Regions from separate parts of the Homo sapiens genome. Here region 1 is linked to region 2. A link is an interaction called in ENCODE POLR2A ChIA-PET data of the cell type or tissue named here. Cell type or tissue: OCI-LY7. All regions are shown on one strand. Links, peaks and the distances in the headings refer to the core of each region. The heading gives the core; the rest is flanking DNA. Region 1 overlaps DDX17 (DEAD-box helicase 17). Region 2 holds the start of TOMM22 (translocase of outer mitochondrial membrane 22).

The links. Peaks named below come from ENCODE experiments on the same cell type or tissue, not always from the same donor. Only the 100,000 strongest peaks of a DNase experiment are listed, where the experiment ranks them.
Region 1: POLR2A ChIA-PET joins it to region 2 with 25 read pairs; 7 of 35 experiments call an interaction of 5 or more read pairs at or near these places.

Annotation. Positions count from the first base shown.
Region 1 is chr22:38,493,953-38,499,334 of GRCh38, reverse strand. It overlaps DDX17 (DEAD-box helicase 17), which reads left to right. Exons shown (of 13, transcript NM_006386.5): 4 at 762-895; 5 at 1,185-1,250; 6 at 3,398-3,539; 7 at 4,289-4,449; 8 at 4,533-4,705; 9 at 5,204-5,314. Among named protein-coding and RNA genes, the nearest start is that of DDX17, 9.7 kb to the left of the region's middle. In OCI-LY7, for the core only: no CTCF peak of the experiment used is centred there; no DNase peak of the experiment used is centred there.
Region 2 is chr22:38,679,516-38,684,897 of GRCh38, reverse strand. TOMM22 (translocase of outer mitochondrial membrane 22) reads right to left here and starts at 2,941. Exons shown (of 4, transcript NM_020243.5): 1 at 2,803-2,941; 2 at 2,457-2,575; 3 at 1,902-2,019; 4 at 1-1,131. The coding sequence starts at 2,919. The coding sequence ends at 1,057. TOMM22-DT (TOMM22 divergent transcript) reads left to right here and starts at 3,042. Exons shown (of 2, transcript XR_007068097.1): 1 at 3,042-3,172. RefSeq lists silencers at 2,598-2,647, 3,038-3,107 and enhancers at 2,838-2,907, 1,954-3,153. In OCI-LY7, for the core only: CTCF peaks have their summits at 2,839 and 3,050; a DNase peak (open chromatin) is centred at 2,977; H3K4me3 peaks cover 1,899 bases; H3K27ac peaks cover 756 bases.

The DNA.
Region 1 (5,382 bases), core at 325-5,324, 190 kb after region 2:
GGTTAAACTCTTTGAGCCAGGCTTGGGGTTTTGTTGAAAGGACAAGAGATTGTTTTTATGGTCATCAGTTCTGTTCTAGTATTTAGACTGAGGTTTTGTTTTTGTTTTGTTTTTTTGAGGTTTTTGTCTTTTTCTAGGGTTTTGCCCTCTGCCTTTTAGAAAACAGCAGAATGAAATTGCTTTCTAGCTGGATATAATGTGAATTTGCTAAACAATAAATGACTACCATGTTCCCATGTCCTGTTAGATGCTTTAGGGTAATGGTTTTTCAAATTTCTGGGAGAGGTAGACTATTGTAGCAGCTTTTGTTTGTTTGTTTTTGGAAACGGAGTCTCAACGTTGTCACCCAGGCTGAAGTGCAGTGGCGCGATCTCAGCTCACTACCTCCTCTGCCTCCTGGGTTCATGCGATTCTGCTTCACCCTCCCGAGTAGCTGGAATTACAAGGGCCCACCACCACTCTGGCTAATTTTTGTATTTTTAGTAGAGACAGGGTTCACCATGTTGACCAGGCTGGTCTGGAACTCCTGGCCTCCACTGGCCTCAGCCTCCCAAAGTGATGGGATTACAGGCGTGAGCCACCTAGCCTGGCCCTTAGAAGCTAACAGTGAGTTGGTCGGAGATCTAGTAGATAAAGAAAAAGCACTTTGGAGAGATGAAGCTGGGTAAATCTTATCTTCAGTGAGCTTAAAAGTTTTTTTAAAAACTCTTGGTTTGTGTCTTTAAACACAATAAAATACGCAAAATAAAATTCTCTTACAGAATATGTAATGGATGTGTTGATGGATCAGCACTTTACAGAACCAACTCCAATTCAGTGCCAGGGATTTCCGTTGGCTCTTAGTGGCCGGGATATGGTGGGCATTGCTCAGACTGGCTCTGGGAAGACGTTGGCGGTATGTATGAGCAAGAGAAGATCCTTGATATTGTGGTAACTTATTTTGCTATTCTAGTTGTCATACGTTCTCAGTTCTTCGTAGAAGTGCCATTCAGATAGTTAGATACTATTTTAGTTATTAAATATATGGAAGCATTTTATGTTCAAATTTGTATTGCTTCCTGTATATAGCAGTGGTAAGTTCTGTTTTTCACTTTCCTATTTATGCATTAATTCAGTAATTACTAAGTATCTAAGTAAGATTGTACTTCTAAGCGTAAGGTTGTCATTCTTTCCCCCCTCCACAGTATCTCCTGCCTGCAATTGTTCATATTAACCACCAGCCATACTTGGAAAGGGGAGATGGCCCAATCGTAAGTGTGTTTCAGTTTCTTTGTAATTCTAAGAAAAACTACAATTTAGCGACTATTTAGGCTTGGTGCTTTACATTATCCATTTGTACTCTTAACCACACCCTCCATAGGTGGAAATGGTTTCATTCTCATCTTACTTGGAATTAAATGACTTACCCAAGATCACTCAGCAATTGAATAGCTGAGCTTACATTTGAACCAAAGTCTTACTCTTAAAGAAACCATGCATGCTGTATGGGCATTTACTGTGCAGTAAATCAAGTGTTTTCTGGTTTTGGTGTGGTTTTTTTTGTTTTTTTGTTTTGATTTTTTGTGTTTTTTTGAGATGGAGGTTCGCTCCGTGTTGGTCAGGCTGGTCTCAAACTCCTGACCTGAGGTGATCAGCCCACCTTGCCCTCCCAAATTGCTGGGATTACAGGCATGAGCCACTGCGTCCAGCCTTCTTTCTTTTTTTTTTTTTTTTTTGGAGATATATTCTCACTCTTGTTGCCCAGGCTGGAGTGCAGTAGCGAGATCTCAGCTCACTGCAACCTCCGCCTGCCAGGTTCAAGCCATTCTCCTGCCTCAGCCTCCCGAGTAGCTGGGATTAAAGGCGTGCACCACCACTCCCAGCTAATGTTTGTATTTTTAGTAGAGACAGGTTTGCACCATGTTGGCCAGGCTGGTCTGGAACTCCTGACCTCAGGTGATCTGCCTGCCTCGGCCTCCCCAAGGTGCTGGGATTACAGGTGTGAGCCACCGCGCCTGGCATTGAATGTGTACTTTTTTTTTTTTTTTTTTTTTTTTTGAGATGGAGTTTCGCTCTTGGTTGCCCACGCTGGAGTACATTGGCACAATCTCGGCTCATTGCAACCTCCACCTCCTGGCTTCAAGCGATTCTCCTGTCTCGGCTTCCCAAGCAGCTGGGATTACAGGCATGCGCCGCCACACCCAGCTAATTTTTGTATTTTTAGTAGAGACGGGGTTTCACCATGTTGGCCAGACTGGTCTCGAACTCCTGACCTCAGGTGATCTGCCTCGGCCTCCCAAAATAATGGGATTACAGGTGTGAGCCACCACGCCCGGCCTACTTAACTTTTTTAAGAAATAAGCTTGCATTTGTCCTATATATTTATGAACATGTACAATATGTCTCAAGATATTCACAAAAAGAAATAATGCAGTACTTATAATACATAGTATATGTCTGACAGCATTATTATTAGTTGATATCTAATGGATCAGTATATAAAGCAAGTTTCATAATTTAATTTGAATGGTATATGATACCTTGATTTTTGTATTATTTGGCCAGATTGTACACAGTCTTGTCAGATTACATGTAAATTTTCATTGTTTTTGCCTTATCTACCTGGTGATGTGCTTAAATTAGAGGTCAGGAATGTGTCATTCTGCCAGTTTAAGTCAGGATGACCATCCAAAATTCCAAATTTTAGGCCAGGCATGGTGGCTCACACCTGTAATCCCAGCACTTTGGGAGGCCAAAGTGGGCAGATCACATGAAGTCAGGAGTTCGAGACTAGCCTGGCCAACATGGGGAAACCCCCATCTCTACAAAAATACAATAATTAGCTGGGCATGGTGGTGCCTGCCTCTAGTCCCAGCTACTCAGGAGGCTGAGGCGCAGGAGAATCATTTGAACCCAGGAAGCAGAGGTTACAGTGAGCCTTCATTGCACCACTGCACTCCAGCCTGGGCGATAGAGTGAGACTTTGTCTCAGAAAACAAAACAAATCCAAATTTTGAGGACCAATATGATCCTCAAAGTAAATGCTTGCTGGAGCATTTTGGTTTTGGGGGTTTAGGATGCTCAACCTGTAAATGAGAGTTGTATACTTAAAACCAGGTAATACAATCTATATCTCCACTTAAACAGTATATATAAACTATAATGATTGATAATGTGTCATAGTAAAAGTGACGAGGATACCAGTATCATTCCAAATGCTAAACATGAAGTTCTAATAATTTTTTTCTATATTCCATTGTGCTAATATTCCCCACTTCTGATCTTCACCCCATCACTTTTAATGTGCTAGATTAGACAGCAAAGAATTAAATTAGCTTTTTGTATTTTGTTTCTTCTTTTTTTTTTTTTTTTTTTTAAACCTTGGATGAGGTCTCAAGTGTCTTTTTGTTGGTTTCAGTGTCTAGTTCTGGCTCCTACCAGAGAGCTTGCCCAGCAAGTACAGCAGGTGGCCGATGACTATGGCAAATGTTCTAGATTGAAGAGTACTTGTATTTATGGAGGTGCTCCTAAAGGTCCCCAGATTCGAGACTTGGAAAGAGGTAATAATATATAGTGTAAAAGAATTGTTAGTTTATCTTACTTTACCAATTCCTGTGGAGGAAATTGGAGAAAAAAAGTGGGTTCTTGTGATAAACTCAGAATTTCAGCAGCTTAGAAATTCTCAGATGTGACTAAAACAGCTATTTTGAGAGAGAAGGTTCAGCATGGCTGGAAACTTTGTGAGGATTTGGTGATTGTACATAAGTCCTGACATGGTTTTGCGGTTACTTTGTTAAAATTTAGCTTCTCTGGGCCAGTGCGGTGGCTCATGCCTGTAATCCCAGCACTTTGGGAGGCCGAGGTGGGCGGATCACGAGGTCCAGAGATTGGGACCATCCTGGCTAACATGGTGAAACCCCGTCTCTACTAAAAATACGAAAAATTAGCCAGGCGTGGTGGCAGGTGCCTGCAGTCCCAGCTACTGGGGAGGCTGAGGCAGGAGAATGGCGTGAACCTGGGAGTCGGAGCTTGCAGTGAGCCGAGATCGTGCCACTGCATTCCAGTCTGGGTGACAGAGCAAGACTCCATCTCAAAAAAAAAAAAAAAAATAGCTTCTCTGCAGCATTGAGTACAGCCACCAGGGCTGCTGCTGCTGCATTTTTGTAGAGTCGGGGTCTTGCTATGTTGACCAGGCTGGTTGTGAACTGGCCTCAAGCGATCTTCCCGCCTCCTCTTCCCAAAGTGCTAGAACACAGCTGTGAGCCACTGCACCTAGTCGATTGGCTCGATCATTGGTTTTGTTTTACAGGTGTTGAGATCTGCATAGCCACTCCTGGACGTCTGATAGATTTCCTGGAGTCAGGAAAGACAAATCTTCGCCGATGTACTTACCTTGTATTGGACGAAGCTGACAGAATGCTTGATATGGGGTTTGAACCCCAGATCCGTAAAATTGTTGACCAAATCAGGGTGTGTAAAGCTAATAATAAGCAGTCTTTATGCCATTTGTCCAAGTTCCTTAGCCTGAAAGAAAGCCTTTCCTTTTTTGATAGCCTGATAGGCAGACACTGATGTGGAGTGCAACCTGGCCAAAAGAAGTAAGACAGCTTGCAGAGGATTTCCTTCGTGATTACACCCAGATCAACGTAGGCAATCTGGAGTTGAGTGCCAACCACAACATCCTCCAGATAGTGGATGTCTGCATGGAAAGTGAAAAAGACCACAAGTATGAAAGATATTTTACTCTGATTTGATAATGCTGATAAACCTTTTCTAATAACCCTCCAAAATTAGTACTGTAGAAACCAGTATATTTTGAGGCCTGAGAACATTAAAAGCATTGCTAGGTTTCTGATAATCCATCATCATATCATTTGTCAGAGCATTATGGTTAAATGCAAGGATTCTGAATTCTTGAGTTTGAAATTTAGCTCTGCTGATTACAAGCTGTATAATTTTGCACAATTTTGTGTCTTGGTGCTGCAGTTTCTTCATCTGTGAAATGGGAGTAATACCACTTACATGAGACTTGCTGTGAGGATGGTATGAGTTAGTATTTCTTGAGCACATAGCAGAACCTGACTCAGTACTCTAATAGTTATTAAAAATTTTAAAAGCGTAATGTGCAAAGAAAGTACTGTAGCCTTGGGAGTTGATATTGCAGACATAATCGTCCACATAATAACTTTCTGTGTGATGACTGCATTGTTGGTCATGTTTTCAGGTTGATCCAACTAATGGAAGAAATAATGGCTGAAAAGGAAAACAAAACAATAATATTTGTGGAGACAAAGAGACGCTGTGATGATCTGACTCGAAGGATGCGCAGAGATGGGTGAGTATAGCACCAAGGCAATTAACCTCTGGTTTTATAGTTAACTGGAAATTTCTAAATTGGTATTC
Region 2 (5,382 bases), core at 297-5,296:
AAGTTGGAGGGGAGGTAAGAGGTTGCAGTGAACCCAAACGACACCACTGTACTCCAGTGAGACCTGATCTCAGGCAAAAAAAAAAAAAAAAAAATTCTGTCCCCCTCCCCTATTCCCCAGAAATCAGTACTATGTTATTCCCTACAAATACTTTATAATTACACAGTGTCATTATAGACTAAAGAAGTACATAGACCCAATCCTTTGTTTTAGGCTGATGGATCTCAAAGTGACTGCCTAAATTCAGGGCAAAGATTGCTATGAAGTACTTGGCTAAAAATGAATTTTCACTTGGAAACAATTTGGGCCTATGGCTGTTAAGATGGAGGTGCTGCTGGTTTAGGTGAGAAAATGTGAGGGGCAGTACATGTCTCTGACGTGGTCTCATTTCAAGGTACTTAGGATGACACTTTCAGTTGGAATCATTTTTAATATTTAAATACAAAAAGTGAGCACTGACTTCTCTTTTTTTAAACACACACACAGGTCTAACAGCCAAAATGTGCAGAGGAAATGAGCTCCTGCTGTCTTCCATAGTCCCCATTCTGTGGCTGAAGCTGCAGCCTGCCTCCCTCCTCTCATACATAGGGATTCATAGTGGCCACTTTACACTACAGGTGTAATGCATTTTGTCTGTTTCACATTGTGTGCATGTCCTGCCCCAACAACTCCATTCTTTAAAAAAAAAAAAAAAAAACAGTCGTTAATGGTCAGGGGCACATCCCTCCCACTGGCATCGGTTCCTACCCCACAAGGGGAAAGTGAGATCTTCCAGTTAGGAGCAATTTGGTGAAAGGAGTCGGGTGACCAGAGCTGGAATAACCATCTGCATGGCTGCACTCTGGTATCAGAGTGGAGACAGAAGTAAGGATAGTGTGGAGGGCACAGTTGCAAGTTGAGTCTTTCCATGAGACAATGTGGGGATAATTCTCCCCACCAGGTTTAGATAGATCAATGTGCCAAAGTTAAAAAAAAAAAAAAATCCAAATTATCAGCAGTTCAAACACTTGAATTTCAAACTTATCCCACTGAGACAGCTCAAACAGCAATAACAATCTAGATCTTTCCAGGAAGTGAGGGTAGAGCCCCTGGCATTCCTCCTGAGAGCCCTGTGTTAGGTCCTAGAAGTATCTGGAAAAGAAAAGGAGGGGTGTAAGGCATCATACAGGCCTAGAGAGCTTATTCTCACCATACCTGATGGGGCCAACGTCTACAAAAATAATACTGAAAGCACAGTCAGACAACTAAAAGAGCATGGGCCCGATCCCAATCCCCACCCACACATTAACTGTTGGTCAACTCAGGTGCTACAACAGGAGCCCTCAACCCCTGGGCTGTGGACTGGCACTGGCCCATGGCCTGTTAGGAGCTGAGCCACACAGCAGTAGATCAGCAGCAGGCAAGTGAGAGAAGCTTCATCTGTGTTTACTGCTGTTCACCATCGCTCACATTACTGCCTGAGCTCCACCTCCTGTCAGATCAGCAGCAGTGTTAGATTCTCATAGGAACACAAACCCTTGTGAACAGTGCATGCGAGGGATCTAGGTTGCAAGCTCCTTATGAAAATCTAATGCCTGATGATCTGTCACTGTCTCCCATCACCCCCAGACAGGACTGTCTAGTTGCAGGAAAACAAGCTCAGGGCTCCCACTCATTCTACGTTATAGAATTATTTCATTATATATTACAATGTAATAATAGAAATTCAGTGCACAATAAATGTAATGCACTTGAATCATCCAGAACCCCCCCCCCGACCCCCGGCCACCCCCAACCCACCATCCATGTAAAAACTGTGTTCCATGAAACCAGTCCCTGGTGCCAAAAAGGTTGGGGACCAATGTGTTAGTGAAATAACTTGCGTCTCCACCACTGGCAAAAAGCCCAAGGTCTGGGCTCACCTGCCGCTGCTGCAGTTGCTGCTGTTGCTCCATTTGCAACTTCTCCGTCTCAAAGACAACGGGAAGAACCAGGATCATAAAGGAAGTGGTCCCAATCCACAAGGCTGCCCTGGAAAACCTGCAGAGGAAAATCCCCAGAGGGTGAGCATGAAGACATGCAAACAAAACAGGCAAGAACTACCCAGTAACCAAACCTCTCACATTACATACTCCAATGTTTTTGATAAACGTATTCTACCCGCTCCTTACACCATACTCCTACCAGAGACAGGAGGAGCAGCTATGGTAGCTGTATCATCTAGTGATGGCGGTTTAACATTCTCCTGAGTTCTTACAAAGCTCCTTATTCATTAATTATCTCCAACAATCTGAAATAACCCCCACAACTCCCCTGCCAGGTAAGAATCCCCATTTTACAGAAGAGGAAACTAAGAAAGGATAGGGTACAAGCCCAAGGTCACCCAACACGGGTCTGCTGCTTCCAAACCCCGTGTTCTTTCACAGCACCACGACCATCCCATGCACGTACCCAGTGCCTTTGCCCTCGTTCCTTACCTGTACATTTTCTGAGCCACAAAGAGGGAAAGATCAAAAGTGGCTCCGGCCGCGGACCGGACCCTCTCCGGAAACATCTCCGTCAGGCCCCATAGTCTCTCCGACAGGGTCTCATCTAGCTGTGGTGGAGTAGACGCGGGTCTTAGCCGAAAAAGCGACATCCATTCCTGGCCCCGCTGCGGCACTGGGAGCCGCCGAGCCCCACTGGAGCTAGGGCACCCAGGGCCCAGCAGGGCCCCTAACCCCGCCTCCCAAAGCAGCCGCTTCGCTCCGATCCCGTACCACGCGGATCCCACACCCACGAGCGGGCCCGCTTCCCGCTCTGCACCCCGCGAGGCCCTAGTACCTCCTCATCGTCGTCCTCCTCCAGCTCCTCCTCAGGCTTCTCCGCGTCGCCTTTCGGGAGCAATTCGTCCGGGGACTGGGGTTCCCCTGCACCGGCAGCAGCGACGGCGGCAGCCATGACTGTAGGGGACACCGGAAGCGGAAAGGAGGTGAGCGCAGCCGAACGGCGGACAGAGCTGCTTTTCCGGGAGCCGAGGCGCGAGCCGGGCGAGAGCGGCGCCCTCTAGCCCCGGGTCCTCCAGTGCCCGCAGCGGGTCCGGCAGCCCTGGCCTTATCCGGGCGTCGGGGCTTCGGCGGGCATTAGCAGCAGCTGAGAGGCCTGTGAGAGGTTCTGGGGCGCCACCGCAGTCATTCTGTTCAGCGGGTATAGGGTGAGCTCAGAAACTTGCTTGTTTTTCTTTTTTTCAAATGCGTTGTTTTAATTCCAGGTAATAGAGTTCAGGGGAGAACAAAGATCAAAGGGCTGACTCTGGCAAGATTCTGGGGGCTTGTTTTACTTTAAGTTCACAGCTAAGGTAGGAGTGGCTGAGTGAAAACAACTCAAGAGATGATGAGCCACTGTATTTTTTTTTTTAACAAAAGTTTATTCTTAAATTTACAACAGGCTCCAAGACAACACTTTATTCGAGCATAGGTGGCCAAAGATGTGGCCGGGAATAGAGATGTTTAAAGACGAATGGAGTCAGGCCCACCATCACCGCAGGCCCAAGGGACAGTGGAACAGGTCGCTTTTTGTAAGATTTTAGCTTTTTGTTGTTGTTGTTGTTGTTGGTTTTGTTTTGAGACGGAGTCTCGCTCTGTCGCCCAGACTGGATGGAGTGCAGTGGTGTGATCCCGGCTCACTGCAAGCTCCGCCTCCCAGGTTCAAGCGATTCTCCTGCCTCAGCATGCACCACCAACCACGCCCCGCTAATTTTTTGTATTTTTAGTAGAGACGGGGTTTCACCATTTGGCTAGGCTGGTTTTGAACTCCTGACCTCAAGTGATCTGCCCGCCTCGGCCTCCCAAAGTGCTGGCATTACAGGCATCAGCCACCGCACCTGGCCTATATATAGTTATATATTATATATAATATATATTTTATGTGTGTGTATATATATACGTATATATGTATATATATGTATATATGTGTATATATGTATATATGTGTATATAGGTATGTGTATATATGTATATATATACATACGTATACATATATACGTATTATGTATATATACATACACACATATACACACACACACACACACACACATACATATATATATAAAGACAGGGTTTCACTGTGTTGCCTAGGCTGGTCTTGAACTCCGAGACTCAAGCAATCCGACTGCCTCAGCCTCCCCAAGTCCTAGGATTACAGGCCTATGCCACTGCGCCCCACCTTGCCGGATTTCTTAATTCGGCCTGTGACCAGGGCCAAAGATTTATCTTCCTTGTCCATCTCCTTGGCCTGCTTCTTGGGCTGTTTTAGAGAGACACTGATCCAGTTTCGTTTTCCTGAGCCATGTTTTACTTGGTAGGAATAAATTAGTGTCTTGCAGGTCTTTTGGGAAAACATCAGGTAAATCTTCCCTATGTACCAAACAAAGGTAAGAGTTAACACCTAAATACCAGGTGCTCTGGTGCCTGTGGGTGTGGGTGGGTGCGGTGTGTCCTCCTTTAATCTTCACAGCAGCTCACTGGGGTAGGCACTGTTATCCCCATTTTAGAAATGAGGAAACTGAGGCATAGTACATAGATTTCTAGTAAGTAGGTGAGCTGGTCAGAAAGTATGCAGATATAAATTTTTGTTTGAGTTTGTGTGTTTGTTTTTGAGATGGAGTCTTGCTCTGTCGCCCAGGCTGGAGTGCAGTGGCATGATCTCAGCTCACTGCAACCTCCTGGGCTCAAGCGATTCTCCCGCCTCAGCCTCCCAAGTAGCTGGGACTACAGGTGTGTGCCACCATGCCTGGCTAACTTTTTGTATTTTTAGTAGAGATGGGATTTCACCATGTCGGCCAGGCTGGTCTAAAACTCGTGACCTCAGGTGATCCACCCGCCTTGGCTTCCCAAAGTGCTGGGATTACAGGTATGAGCCACTGCTCCCAGCCTCTATCAGATGCTTTCATAATAGTACAGTAAATGGAAATGTCCTTGTCCCACACCCTCCCCAGCATTAGGTGTTATCCATCTTTTTACTTTTTGCCTATATGATGGATGTAAGTGCTTCTTTTTAAAATGTGCCCCATGTTATTAAACAGGGTAATTTGATAAACACCTTTAGCCAACTGAACCTGGAATCAGAGACTCCCAGGATGGGAGAGTCCAAATCCTTCTGTGATGCATGAGGATGCAGTAATGAGCATTTGTCCTGTGTCTCACACTCCTTCCGATACAGTCCCCAGGCCTCCCTTTCATCTTTGGACAGGGCATCTCTATCAGACACTTTTTTGTGTTTGTTTGTTTGTTTTTTGTGATGGAGGCTGGAGTGCAGTGGCGCAATCTCGGCTCACTGCAACCTCTGCCTCCCGAGTTCAAGTGATTCTCCTGCCTCAGTCTCCTGAGTAGCTGGGATTACAGGCATGGCCCCGGCTATTTTTAA